Regions from separate parts of the Homo sapiens genome. Here regions 2 and 3 are each linked to region 1. A link is a contact called in ENCODE Hi-C data. All regions are on one chromosome and are shown on one strand. The core of a region is the stretch at or near the end of the contact, and the rest is flanking DNA. Distances in the headings are between cores, read along the strand shown.

Region 1 (3,979 bases), core at 672-3,171:
AACACGGAGCAGGAGGCAACTGATTCTACCTATTGAACTGAAGGTATGGATAGAGGGGACAGTGAACCAGGAAGAAAGGAGATGGCTTGTGGGATGACCTTCAAAAGATCAATAAAGATTTTTCAGGAGACCAATAAAGATTTTTCAGGCAGGCAAAGCAAGAAACAGGCACGTTAGTTTACCTCTATCTTACTTTCCTCACCTGTAAAATGGAGATAATACATAATCACCTAATGCAATGCCTAACAATAGTAAATGCTCAATAAATGCCAACTATTATCTCATCCACCCAAATATTCTAGTATCTAGAATATTTAAGGACTGTGAGTTATCTCCCAAAACATTCTCCATAGGCATGAGGGAAATAGCTAATTCTGCATTATAATATATATACAAGGATTTACCTTCCTCTGAAAATAAGGCAGAATTCAATGACAGTAAAAATTTGATAAAAAATAGATCTAGCACTACCTAGTAATTCTGTAAAATCTTACTATGTTTATTTCTGCAGAAATACAAACGATTAGATTTTAATGATCTACAAAATTTCTGCATACAAGTTTACGGCCACGCAAATTTATTTTTCAAAAAGCTCTCTTGTATTGGTACAGTTTTACTGACACGTTATTTTAATATGTAGTATAGTCATCAGAAACACAGTATTAAAACAAATGGAGCTTCCATTTGTTTAAACATATACAACGAATGGCAGGTATGCCCCAAATCTTATTTGAACTTCCCTATATTTAGTTATGCCTGACTTCACCTGATAGGTTATACTAAATTATTTACTGGGAAAAGCAGAACGCAACTCAGTATCTTTTGTGTGTCATTACTAAATTGAAGTCTATCACTTTTTCTTTAAATGCCAAAGGAAGGAATCAAGTACAGCCCAAATCCCTTCTGTAGGTCATATGAATTATAAATTTATTTTCCTATTCATATTTATATCCAACAGAGCATAATTTCAGGAAACAGAATTCCAAGTATGCACATTCTTGATGCCTTATTTCTATTAGCTCCTCAGAATAAATTGCTTGAAAACTTTTAAGACAACTAGTTAACAAGTATAAACCTTTAGTTTGTAGCTAACAGGTATAAACCAAGTTGTCATGAGAAGTTTTCAAGTAAGGCAAAACTAATTTCTAAGACGGAAAAAAACCCAAAACTCAAGAGAAGAATATGTGCCTTTTTACATTTCTCTGCATAAATAGAAGCTATATAAACATGCTCTATTGAAGATAAAATATTATTTTAAAACAATGTGTCAAACAATTAAAATGAGAAAGCTATTAATTCATTTGTTTTGCCATTCTTCAATGCCTTCCAGCAAGCTGAAGGAGAAAATGTTTATCACCAGGCATTTTTCTGCAGGTACCCCCAAAAGACTGGTCCGAAGTAGAGAAGTGGCGCAAAGCAAGCCGCTGTGAAAATACCTAAATTCTCTGAGTGTCAGAAAATGGGAGTTCTCTTAAAAATCAAAACCAGGAGAACTGAACCACGCACAGAAACTCGGAGACCTCATAGGTGGCAACATAGATAAGAAGCTATCAGCTGCTAGATCTTGTTGTGATGGCCTTCTGATGCCCACTAGGAAGGAGACAAGAGCAGGGCCGTAGCAATCCGCCCACCGCTGAAGCTCCTTCTCCTGCACCACAGGAGGAACCGAGTCCTCAAGCTAATGGCAACTTCTCCCCAAAAACTCAAAGGGGAGGGGCTCTTGATGTTCTAGGGACTGGATTAAACTCCTGGAGATCGGTCTCTGAGCTGCACGCACCAGAGGAGAAGGATGTCGTCGGGGCAGTCACGAAGCTTCAAGGAGAAGAGAATAAGTCAGTACCTGTCTGCCTTTCCCGAATACTGGCTGCTGCTGCTGCTGTCGCTGCCGCCGCCGCCGCCATCTTGGCTCCCACGAGCCACTGCCCGGCTGGGGAGCGGAGCGGGGGGATGACGTGGCTGCCCTTACCGCCCCGGAAGCAAAGCCCGGAAGGGCGGGGCCAAAGGGTGTGCCTGAGTTCCGGACCCCACCTCCTCCAGGAAGACCTCCACTCTCGGTAGAACTGGGAGACCCGGTGCAGGTTAATTCAGTGGCCCGTAATGTTAGGCGAATACTAAGAGTTTTTATCCTACCGAATCAAGCCACACTCTCTCAAATGGTAGCAACATTAAATTGAGCTGTTAGGGTAGGAGCGTGTAGTGCTAAGAACCTAATTACTGAACTGTTGGTTTGGTGACTTACAGAGCACTTAAAGGGTGATAATGCTCTAGGAGTATAAGGACCACAGGACTGAAGTAAATGAAGCTCCTGAAACACAGGCAACATTTTAACGTTAGCTCTCGTTTCTCAGTGCAGCAGGAGTCTTCCCTTTGCTCCTTTCTCCAGAGAAACGGAAAGCATTGGAGCATTACTCTGATCTGGCATATTTCTCAGTCGCATCTCTTTAAAAAAAAAGGTGTAGCTTTATGGTGGCGTTCTGCCGGCATGGACACGGGATCCAGGGAGGTACAAAATGAGAAATTAGCATTTCTCCTCTTTCCTTGTAGTAATTGCAAAATCACCTTGCCGTGGGAAGGAAGTCAAGCAGTAGTGGGGTGTGTTGCCTAGGCTGGAGCGCGCAATCAGGGATCACTGCAGCCTCAAATTCTGACGGTCAAACGATCCTCCTGCTTCAGTCTCCCAAGTAGCTAGGGACTACAGGGGCACACCATCAGGCCAGGCTGATGTGCTGGTTTTTGTTGTTGTTTTGTTTTTGAGATAGTATCTCACTGTCTGTCGCTCAGGCTGGAGTGCAGTGGCAGAATCTCGGCTCACTGTAGTCTCGACCTCCCGGACTCAAGCGATCCTCCCAAACTATCCTTCCACCTCAGACTGCCCACTAGTTGGGACTATAGGCAGGGGTCACCACGCCCGGCTAAATTTTTTTTTTTTTTTTTTGTAGAGACGGGGATTCACCATGTTGGCCAGGCTGGTCTTGTGCTGGCGGTTTAATGTACACTTGAAGCCACGTGACCGCAAAATATATGGGATAGATGATTTCTAACTTAATCCATAGATTTTACTGTATGACCAAAATGGATACACAATGACACCTCATTTCCCGAGTTCATTGATGACGCTTCATTATGAAGTTGCACCAAATTCTGAAATGAAATCACTCTGTACCTCAAAAGCTTAACTTTCACAATTATATAAATGAAATGGTTAGCCTAACGATTATATATTGTTTTATAGTGTGAAACACTGGCTTTTTTCATTAATAAAAATTTATTTTTGTGACATTTAAAACAGGTTATCTTATTACATAATCTCTGCCGGGTGCGGTGGCTCACGCCTGTAATCCCAGCACTTTGGGAGGTAGAGGTGGGCAGATCACCTGACGTCAGTAGTTCGAGACCAGCCTGGCCAACATGGTGAAACCCGGTCTCTACTAAAAATACAAAATTAGCCGGGTGTGGTGGTGGGCGCCTTTAATCCCAGCTACTGGGGAGGCTGAGGCAGGAAGAACTGCTTGAACCTGGGAGGCGGAGGATGCAGTGAGCAGAGATCGCGCCACTGCACTCCAGCCTGGGTGACTGAGTGAGATTCTGTCTCAAAAAAGAAAAAAAAATTATGTAATCTCATTTTTATAGCTAATTGGCACATTCATTAAGAAATTAACTGGAATACATGTGTGTCTTCAGTACTATTACTAATATTTTGAAGGAATCTTCAATGATCTAGGTGTGTTCCAACTAAACAAATTATTTCTGCCCTATGGGAAAGTTCTACTGCATTCTACAGTCTCTATGAAATATAAAATGTCTGAGAGCCCAATTTTGCTCATTTGGGTACTTCCACTTTCAAATGCAAATCCATCATTGAGCCACTTCAGTTCCATCACAGATTCTCTCCCAAGACTATGAGTCATGTTAAAACCACGAAGACAATTTTAAAATTGATGTACACTGCATATATATGAAATGATAAAAACTCCTGACC
Region 2 (3,979 bases), core at 373-2,872, 4.5 Mb before region 1:
TTCTTAGATATGAAAGAATATCTAGTAGTTTATTTGAATAGTTATCATCCTTTATGTCTTTTCCAAAATCAAAGAAAGCTTTTAAAGTTTCCAACATAGGAACAATATCATGACCTAGCAATTCCTGATATAAATTCCAAGCTGTGTTTACATCTTGATGAAGGAGAGCTCCCTGGATACAGTCATTATAGTTCTTTTTTGAAGGAGTTATAACTTTTTTGATGTCCTCTAACAGCAACAATGCTTCTCTCCATCTGTCTGAATGGATCAATCCCCGGATGAGAAGACTGTAACCTCTAGGTTCTAAAGTCTTATATCTGGCTTTCATAATTTCAAAGACATCAATAACTTCAGATGTCTGCATATGAAAGACACAGAGATACAAATACTTGACCAGTAAATCGTAACTTACAATACCATTATTTTTGGCTGCTACCCATGCCAGCAGAGATTTAGCCACATCTATAGAGCTATGACAGCCAGCCATCTGTGAAATGATCCAACTTTCGAAACTGGTCTTTCCGGTGTTTTCTTTTAAATCTTCCTTAAGTTTATCCCACTCCTCTGAATTCAAAGGTTGTGTTGGGAGTTGAATAGTGTTCCTCACAGGTGCCAAGGCATGATCTTCAGTTTGAGAATTCATCTGTGATCTCTCCTTAGCTGCTCCAGCTAAAAAAAAATGAGGAACAGAATAAACTTGCTTATTACTGCCCTCATCTTTCCTGAGATATCTGGCCTTGGCAATCAGATTCGTTGCTTTGGTATTCTGTGGAGACATTGTTTTAAGAGAAAACAACCTCTGCTGGTTCCTGATGCCACAGCGGTCTGCCAGAAACAGCGAGACATAAGAGTGCCCTGGGCCTAGCCCAAGGTATGGGCTCTTCCAAAGCTTCGGAAAGCTTCGAATACCAAACAAATAGAAAGTCATTATGCAGTGAGATCAGCACCAGATAGTGAGAGAGATGTTGAAAAAACCCCTCTTCTATGGCAAAATTAAAGAGATTGGGGGTCGGCGGTGCAGAGTCGAAGTGGAACTTTTTAAAAGGTTTGTGTTTCTTCCTTACAGACAAATCAAGGTTCTGCTTTTGGGGCTACTTAAAAGCAAGAAGGCAGGTGAGTTTTCTCTATTAAACAACAATCCGGGGATGTCCAACGTCGCAAGCCGCAAACCAGGGGACAGAGCAGGAATCCTCTGGTGCCTCTTACATTCCAGTTCATGAACCTGAGGAAAAAGCACAAGACGGAACGCCCAGTTTTACTCACGTGGATCACAGCTGTCCTGAAAAGGAACAGATTCCCACGGGAAGCTTGCTGGAAAGGGGGTGTAAAGCCAAAACCGTATCCAGGGACCCCCAACTCCAGCCTACCACCAACAGCGGCGAAAGCCGAAGTCTAGGGGCCCTCACCCTGCATAGCTCTCTACAGACCGCAAAACTCCTCCGGTGGGGGGACGAGGAGGGAGGAGGTGGCGAGTCAGCTGCGCCAACGACTCAGGAAAGGAAGAGAGGTACAGGAAGGGCGCTGCCTAGACTGCGTACCGAACGCTGACAAATGAAGTTCACTTCATTCAACAACTCAAAGCGGCACTCAGACTTAACGCGGCCATAAACGCGGCGGAAACTACAGTGCCCACGATGCACCGCGCCAGCCCCGACCGACGGACGAGACTGACCCGGACTTAGGCGTTCCGCCTGGCCCGGCGGCGAGGAAAAAAGGCAGTTTTGAAGCATTTAGTGGCAAAAGGGGTAGGAGACGGCTGCTGAAGTGTCTACTACATTCAGGGGACCTGGAAGGCTTCCAGATATCCGCAATGAACAATGAAAAGAAATTGTGAAAGAAGGCGCTTCCCTCAAGCCGGAACTAATGAACTCCTGGGTCACGTGGTGCGCACGCGCCAAAGGCACACGATAAAGGAAAACGCGGGCTTATCGTGGCCTTTAAAATCCGGCTTGGTGAGCTTGGGTCGCCTCTGAAGGAGAACCATTTTCCATCTCTTTCATAGTTTTTTCCCCCAGTCAGCGTGGTAGCGGTATTCTCCGCGGCAGTGACAGTAATTGTTTTTGCCTCTTTAGCCAAGACTTCCGCCCTCGATCAAGATGGTGGTTGGACGGCCTTCCTAACCTTTACGGGGCCTGGCGGTGCTGACGCCTGAGCTGGTAGGGGTGGAGCAGGTAGGAAACAGCAAATGCAGAAGCTGCTGCGCGGAAGTCGGCCATGGACTGGAAAGAAGTTCTTCGTCGGCGCCTAGCGACGCCCAACACCTGTCCAAACAGTGAGTTTTGGGAGGGGCAGCCCGTTGGGATGGCCCGGCCCTAAACTCCTAGAGGTAGGGGGGAGGTGGGGAGGAGGAGCAAGGGGGAGCCGCCTTTTCCGCTTCTGTGAAACCTCCCGACAAAGGAGGCGGAGTGGAATGTGGTTTAAGGATCCCGATAGGTTTGACCCAAACTTTCCTGGGGCAGAATCTAGAGGAACGAAAAACTTAGCTTTAGTCACTGACTTCCATGGTCTTAATCTAAACTTGTGAAGAATAACTTGGAACCCCGGCTCCAACAACGCCTGAACCCCACCAGGACCTATAATTGTCCTCCTGCCTTTTTACTGTCACGCTTTTTGCTTCCCTCGTAATCCATTTTATATTTCATAATCCATTTTTCCTTTTATTTTTCTCCTTCACATTGCTTATTAACTAACCTCGTTAAATCTACCTTTCCTATTCCACACCCGCACTAAGGGCTGTTGAAAGTGGCTGGAGAAAAACAGAACCTTGGTGAGTTGTCTCACTTTTTTTTTTGAGACGGAGTCTCTTGCTCTGTCGCCCAGGCTGGCTGGAGTGCAGTGGCAGCATCTCCGCTCACTGCAACCTCTGCCTCCCGGGTTCAAGCGGTTCTTCTGCCTCAGCCTCTGGAGTAGCTGGAACTATAAGCGCGCGCAACCACGGCCGGTTAATTTTTGTATTTCTAGTAGAGACGGGGTTTCGCCATATTGGCCAGGCTGGTCTCAAACTCCTGACCTTGTGATTCGCCCACCTCGGCCTCCCAAAGTGCTGGAATTACAGACGTGAGTCACCGCGCCCCGCCGAGTTATCTCACTTTTAATACAAGTCCACTAATCTAAAGAAGGTGTTTTGGTCATGTCTACCGTGTTTTCCTGGACGTTCATTCTCCTACATTCAATTTTCATCTCCCAAACTGCCAATCTGTGTTTTCCTAAATACACTTTTTTTTTTCCGATACAGGATCTCCCTGTGTTGCCCAGGCTGGAGTGCAGCGGCGCAGTGAAGTATTGCTGCAACCTCGATTTCCTGGGCTCAAGGGATCTTCCCACCCCAGCCTCTTGAGCAGCTAGAAGTACAGGCACACGCCACCACACCCGGCTAATTTTTTATTTTTAGTGGAGATGAGGTCTTGCTATGTTGCCTGGGCTGGTCTCGAATTCCTGGCCTCAGGCAGTCTTCCTACCTCCACCTCCCAAAGTGTTGCTATTACAGACGTGAGCCGCCGCACCCAGGCAACACTCTTTTACACTATTCTTCTCATCTCCTACACCTGCAGTCTGTCCTACCCGCTTCTTACTTTAAGCTGATGAACTTGTATTTTAATATATATCTCATTAAGAAAGGAGAAGCAGTCGGCCGGGCGCGGTCGCTCAGTCCTGTAATCCCAGCACTTTGGGAGGCCGAGGCGGGCGGATCACGAGGTCAGCAGATCGAGACCATCCTGGCTAACACGGTGAAACCCCGTCTCTACTAAAAATACAAAAAAATTACCCGGTAGTGGTGGCGGGCGCCTATAGTCCCAGCTACTCCAGAGGTTGAGGCAGGAGAATACCTTCAACCCGAGAGGCGGAGCTTGCAGTGAGCCCGAGATTGTGCCACTGCACTCCGGCCTGGGCGACCGAGCGACACTCAGTCTCAAAAAAAAAGGAGAAGCAGTCAGAGGAGAACATCACCTGTCCCCCTTAACATTTCTTTCAGCCCCAC
Region 3 (3,979 bases), core at 532-3,031, 4.4 Mb before region 1:
CCAAAGAGATAGGAGCTTTTACTAATTCCCTTTCCCTTTCTCCATGGCACATAGGAGAAAATCAATTTTTAAAAAGCTACATTTATGGTTATCTTACTGTAATCCTGTGGCAGGTCCAGAATTTCCAAATAGATGGGGACAGAGGAGTAATCTGGAAGGAAGACTTGAAGATGCTTTTGCATAGTACTCTATATTAAGGTAGAAAATACCAGTTGGCCATATCAAAAAACTGAGAAAAAGCGATTTGAGGGAAATATTTCCCTCCCCTTTGGCACCACGATTGCTGTATTCTAGGCACTAAACCAAACCAAACCTCTTACCTAATCTCCTTTCTTCCTCAAAACAAGCCTATTAAGTAGATGAGGAAATTGAGGCTAGATTGGAATAGAAACTGGCTCAGGGTCACAAAGCACCTAAGGAGCACTTTAGCTCTCCCACAGCTTTCTACAGCTCTTTATATGCAACTAGTGTTTCTCATTACCCATCTTGATATAATGTGTATTTATGTGCGTTAGCTTCTCAATGGCAGAGTTAGTGTTATTCATTTCTGTATCCTTGTAGCCAAGAACAAGTATATATTTTGTTAAATTAAGCATGTGAAAGAATCAGGTGAGGATAGCATGAAGAAAGGCAGCAGGGGAAAGTTTCAAGAAATGGATGGTCAGCAGCGTCAAATGGTACAGAGAGAGCTATCAGTCTATCTTAAATCATCATTGGCATTCAACTGATATTCCATATTCGTTTATTGAACGTCTACTACACGCAGGACATTGTGTTAAGCACTACAAACACATAGGAAAAATAAAAGTCTCGTACAAGTAAAAGGATTTTCGGGGAAGTAGCTTCATCTAAATTCTTGCTCAGGAAAGCAAAACGAAGACTCAGGCCTGCAACTGCCTACATCTTATTTGGCTCAGGTAAATCGGAAGACAACTCAAAAGGGGCACAGCGCATCTTTAATAAAACTTCTCATGGAAGACGAGATAAAGAGCCACAGAAACTCAGTCTCGGTAACGATGGCCGGTGGCCACGGAGGCCGACTTCCCCCGGAGTCTCTCGCCTCCTGAGCAGCGCTGGGGCTGCCCCTCGCTCCCCCTCCGTAGTCTGGGGCGGGAAAAAGCAGACACTTACCGCAAAAGACACCGCTAAAGCCGTGGCCCTGAGGGGCCGGGAATTCCTTAGCGAGGCCCCACGCCGTCGGAAGAAACCCAAGAAAGCTGGGAGCAGACAGACAGGTATGACCCCACAACCCAACTTCCCGAACTAGATAAAGTAGGGTCCCAACGCCCAGCACCACGTCGTCAACTCCCACCAGCTGGAAGACCAACGGAGTGCCAGCGAACCTTCCGCCCAATGAGGAAACGTCACCACTCCGCGTAGTCCAGCCTTTCTATAGGAGAATCTACTTCCGCTTCCGGGGCACACCGCCGCGTTCCTTCTACGCGGCTCCTGAAACAGTTTAGATGTTTACTTGCTTACACTGGTTTTTGGTTTCAGTTTCCTACCGCTGAATAACTGCAGGAGTAAAGTTAGTGGTAAAATAGGAGGCTGTCTAGGGACGTGATTTCGGGGAAGAAGTCAGGCCTCGACGAGCCACCTTAAGAAAAGTGACTAGGCGGAGCACTCCCAGCTAAGAGCGGAAAGATGAGAGATAGAGGTGTGACTGAAGGCAGGGATCCCCAGGCGCACGTGAGACCTCCGTAGAGGGGCGGGGCTTAGGGCTTTGCAGACCGGAGGCTTGTTCCGCGGAGGGTGGGGCGGTCTCTGCTTGCGCATGCGCAATGCCAGCCAGTGCCTGCGCGGCTTGCTCCAGCAAGGTAAAATTTCCCACTGCGAGGCAGGCAGTGATGCTGCGGCCGCTTCGCACTGTGGCTCCTGCCGACCGCCAGGCGCTGTTACAGTGGATGCGAACTAACCGTAAGTGTAAGTGACCAGAGCTAGAGGCAGGTGGTGGGGGCAAGGATATGCTGCAGGCGCTGACTTTGAGGACTTAAGCGGGGTGAAGCCAACAGCCTTCCTTGGGATCGTTGTGCTGGTCTCTGCTGTCTTGGGGGGTAGATTGACCAGGGCTTTGAGTGCTCTAACGGAAAAGAGAGTTAGTTGCTCGCCACACGTAGACACCAATTAACAAGAGCGAGCCCTAGTATACAAGAAGAGGGATTTTATTTCTGAAGCCAGCCCGCTTCGTCTTTGGAGCAAAAAAGCGGGCATTTTATAAGGTACAAGAGGAAATGAGCAAGAGGTCTCTGCTAGCTGGTGCCTTATCTACCGGGTAGTTGAGTTGGTGCATTTCTGAGCAGAAATAAGTTGTAAAAGTGGCCAAGTGGGCATGCTTTCTGCTTACCCTTCTGAGGCGACCGCCTGGCGGTGGGAGTTGCGTCTTGGATCTCGTAGATGAATTTGCTCTGTAGAGAATGGTCTGGTGAGGGGAGTTGAGAGGTTATTTTGCAGTTCAAAAAGGGCTAAGTGGAAAGTGTAGTGGGGAGGGGAAAAGAGGGGAAAAAATAAACTATCTCTTGGAAAATGGGGGTAATCGGATACAGTACCACTTGGAATTAATTGGGTGTGGGAAACCTGGTTCTGAGTGGTTTGTGAGTTTTCAGCAGACTTCGGACAAGCCTTTAGAGCTCCTTGTGCCTAACCCTTTTTCTGAAAGAAAATAGAGGGTTAGCCCTCCTCCCCATTACTCCCACAAACTTGTTAGAATTGGTACGTTGCCACCTGAAAAAGCATTTTGCAGGAGAGGTTTTAGGCTGTAGCGTTAGTAGGAAGTGTTAAACGAAAAACCTTAGCCAAGTTAAATTTAACATTTTGAGCAAAGAATGATTCACGAATCGGGCAGGCTCAGAGAGATTGCAGCGCAGCCAAGTGTTGAAGATTTATAGACAGAAAAAGGCTGCAGTGAGCTTTGATCCCGCTGCTTCACTCCAGCCTGAGCGACGCAAGACCCTGTCTCTTTAAACACACACGTTAAAACTGAGGAAATGTGGTAGCTAGATCTAGTTACTGAAAAATGGGATAGATGTATTCTGGCAAAGTAAAGCCTGATGAAAGCTCAAGAAAATAGGATATTCTTATGTTTGTTAACTATAGCAAACTATCCTATGCCTGTATGCGAGAGTGTGTGTGTGTGTGTGTGTGTGTGTGTGTGTGTGTGTGTGTATGTGTGTGTATTTATTTTTTGAGACAGAGTTTCACTCTTGTTGCCCAGGCGGGGCTGCAGTGGCGCCATCCAGCTCACTGCAACCTCCACCTCCCTGATTCGAGCGATTTTGAGTGGCTGGGATTACAGGCGTCCGCCACCACGCCCGGCTCATTTTTGTATTTGTAGTAGAGACGGAGTTTCACCATGTTTCCCAGGCTGGTCCCAAACTGCTGACCTCAGGTGATCTTCCTGCCTGGGCCTCCCAGAGTGCTGGGATTGCAGGCGTGAGCCACCACGCCTGGCCACTATGCCTGTATTTTGCTGAATGGTGATTTCCATGGTTATTTTTATCCAAGCTCATGACTTGAAATGTCATTGTTAGCTGATGACTTACAATTTTAGATTTTTAACCTCGACCTCTTAAAATTCTTTGTGATGTTAGAGTCAGTAGGTTTAGATATTATAATTAACATTATTACACATTTTAGGAGTCATTTTAGATAAGATGTCAAACTGAAGATAACAGGAACATCTGCTAGTGAGATTTGACCTGGAAAGTATAGAAAACCAGATACACAGCTTTGTTTATTTATTTATTTATTGAGACGGATTCTCAGTCTGTCGCCAGGCTGGAGTGCAGTAGCACGATCTTAGCTCATTGCAACCTCTGCCTTCTGGATTCAAGTGATTCTCCTGCCCCTGGAGTAGCTGGGATTACAGGCACGAACCACCGCGTCCAGCTAATTTTGGTATTTTTAGTAGAGACGGGGTTTTACTATGTTGGCTAGGCTGGTCTTGAACTCCTGACCTCGTGATCTGCCCTCCTCGTCCTCC

Evidence for each region. A loop is a pair of places that touch in the nucleus more often than their neighbours do. Pooled maps may share reads with other maps.
Region 2: a map of B cell shows a loop between it and region 1 (30-fold over the local background). The contact joins the promoter of PRORP here to the promoter of SCFD1 in region 1. A Hi-C loop is called at or near these places in 2 of 168 maps with a recorded cell type or tissue (B cell and CD8-positive, alpha-beta T cell) and 9 of 50 pooled maps.
Region 3: a loop to region 1 is called in a map of B cell, with 14 times the contacts of the local background. The contact joins the promoter of SRP54-AS1 here to the promoter of SCFD1 in region 1. A Hi-C loop is called at or near these places in 2 of 168 maps with a recorded cell type or tissue (B cell and naive thymus-derived CD4-positive, alpha-beta T cell) and 9 of 50 pooled maps.

What each region holds. Positions count from the first base shown.
Region 1 is chr14:30,620,261-30,624,239 of GRCh38, reverse strand. It overlaps SCFD1 (sec1 family domain containing 1), which reads right to left and starts at 1,921. Exons shown (of 25, transcript NM_016106.4): 1 at 1,841-1,921. The coding sequence starts at 1,901. RefSeq lists enhancers at 1,639-2,318, 1,388-2,587.
Region 2 is chr14:35,120,195-35,124,173 of GRCh38, reverse strand. It overlaps PRORP (protein only RNase P catalytic subunit), which reads right to left and starts at 1,622. Exons shown (of 8, transcript NM_014672.4): 1 at 1,539-1,622; 2 at 1-1,222. The coding sequence starts at 928. It overlaps PPP2R3C (protein phosphatase 2 regulatory subunit B''gamma), which reads left to right and starts at 2,184. Exons shown (of 13, transcript NM_017917.4): 1 at 2,184-2,272. The coding sequence starts at 2,215. It overlaps PRORP-PSMA6 (PRORP-PSMA6 readthrough), which reads right to left and starts at 2,335. Exons shown (of 15, transcript NR_182666.1): 1 at 2,122-2,335; 2 at 1-1,222. RefSeq lists enhancers at 1,129-1,638, 722-1,641, 1,649-1,728, 2,269-2,398, 1,642-2,561 and 1 more.
Region 3 is chr14:34,980,368-34,984,346 of GRCh38, reverse strand. It overlaps SRP54-AS1 (SRP54 antisense RNA 1), which reads left to right and starts at 1,781. Exons shown (of 5, transcript NR_151701.1): 1 at 1,781-1,923. SRP54 (signal recognition particle 54) reads right to left here and starts at 1,355. Exons shown (of 16, transcript NM_003136.4): 1 at 1,132-1,355. RefSeq lists enhancers at 885-1,144, 1,175-1,674, 1,855-1,944, 1,335-2,036, 2,155-2,204 and a silencer at 3,090-3,384.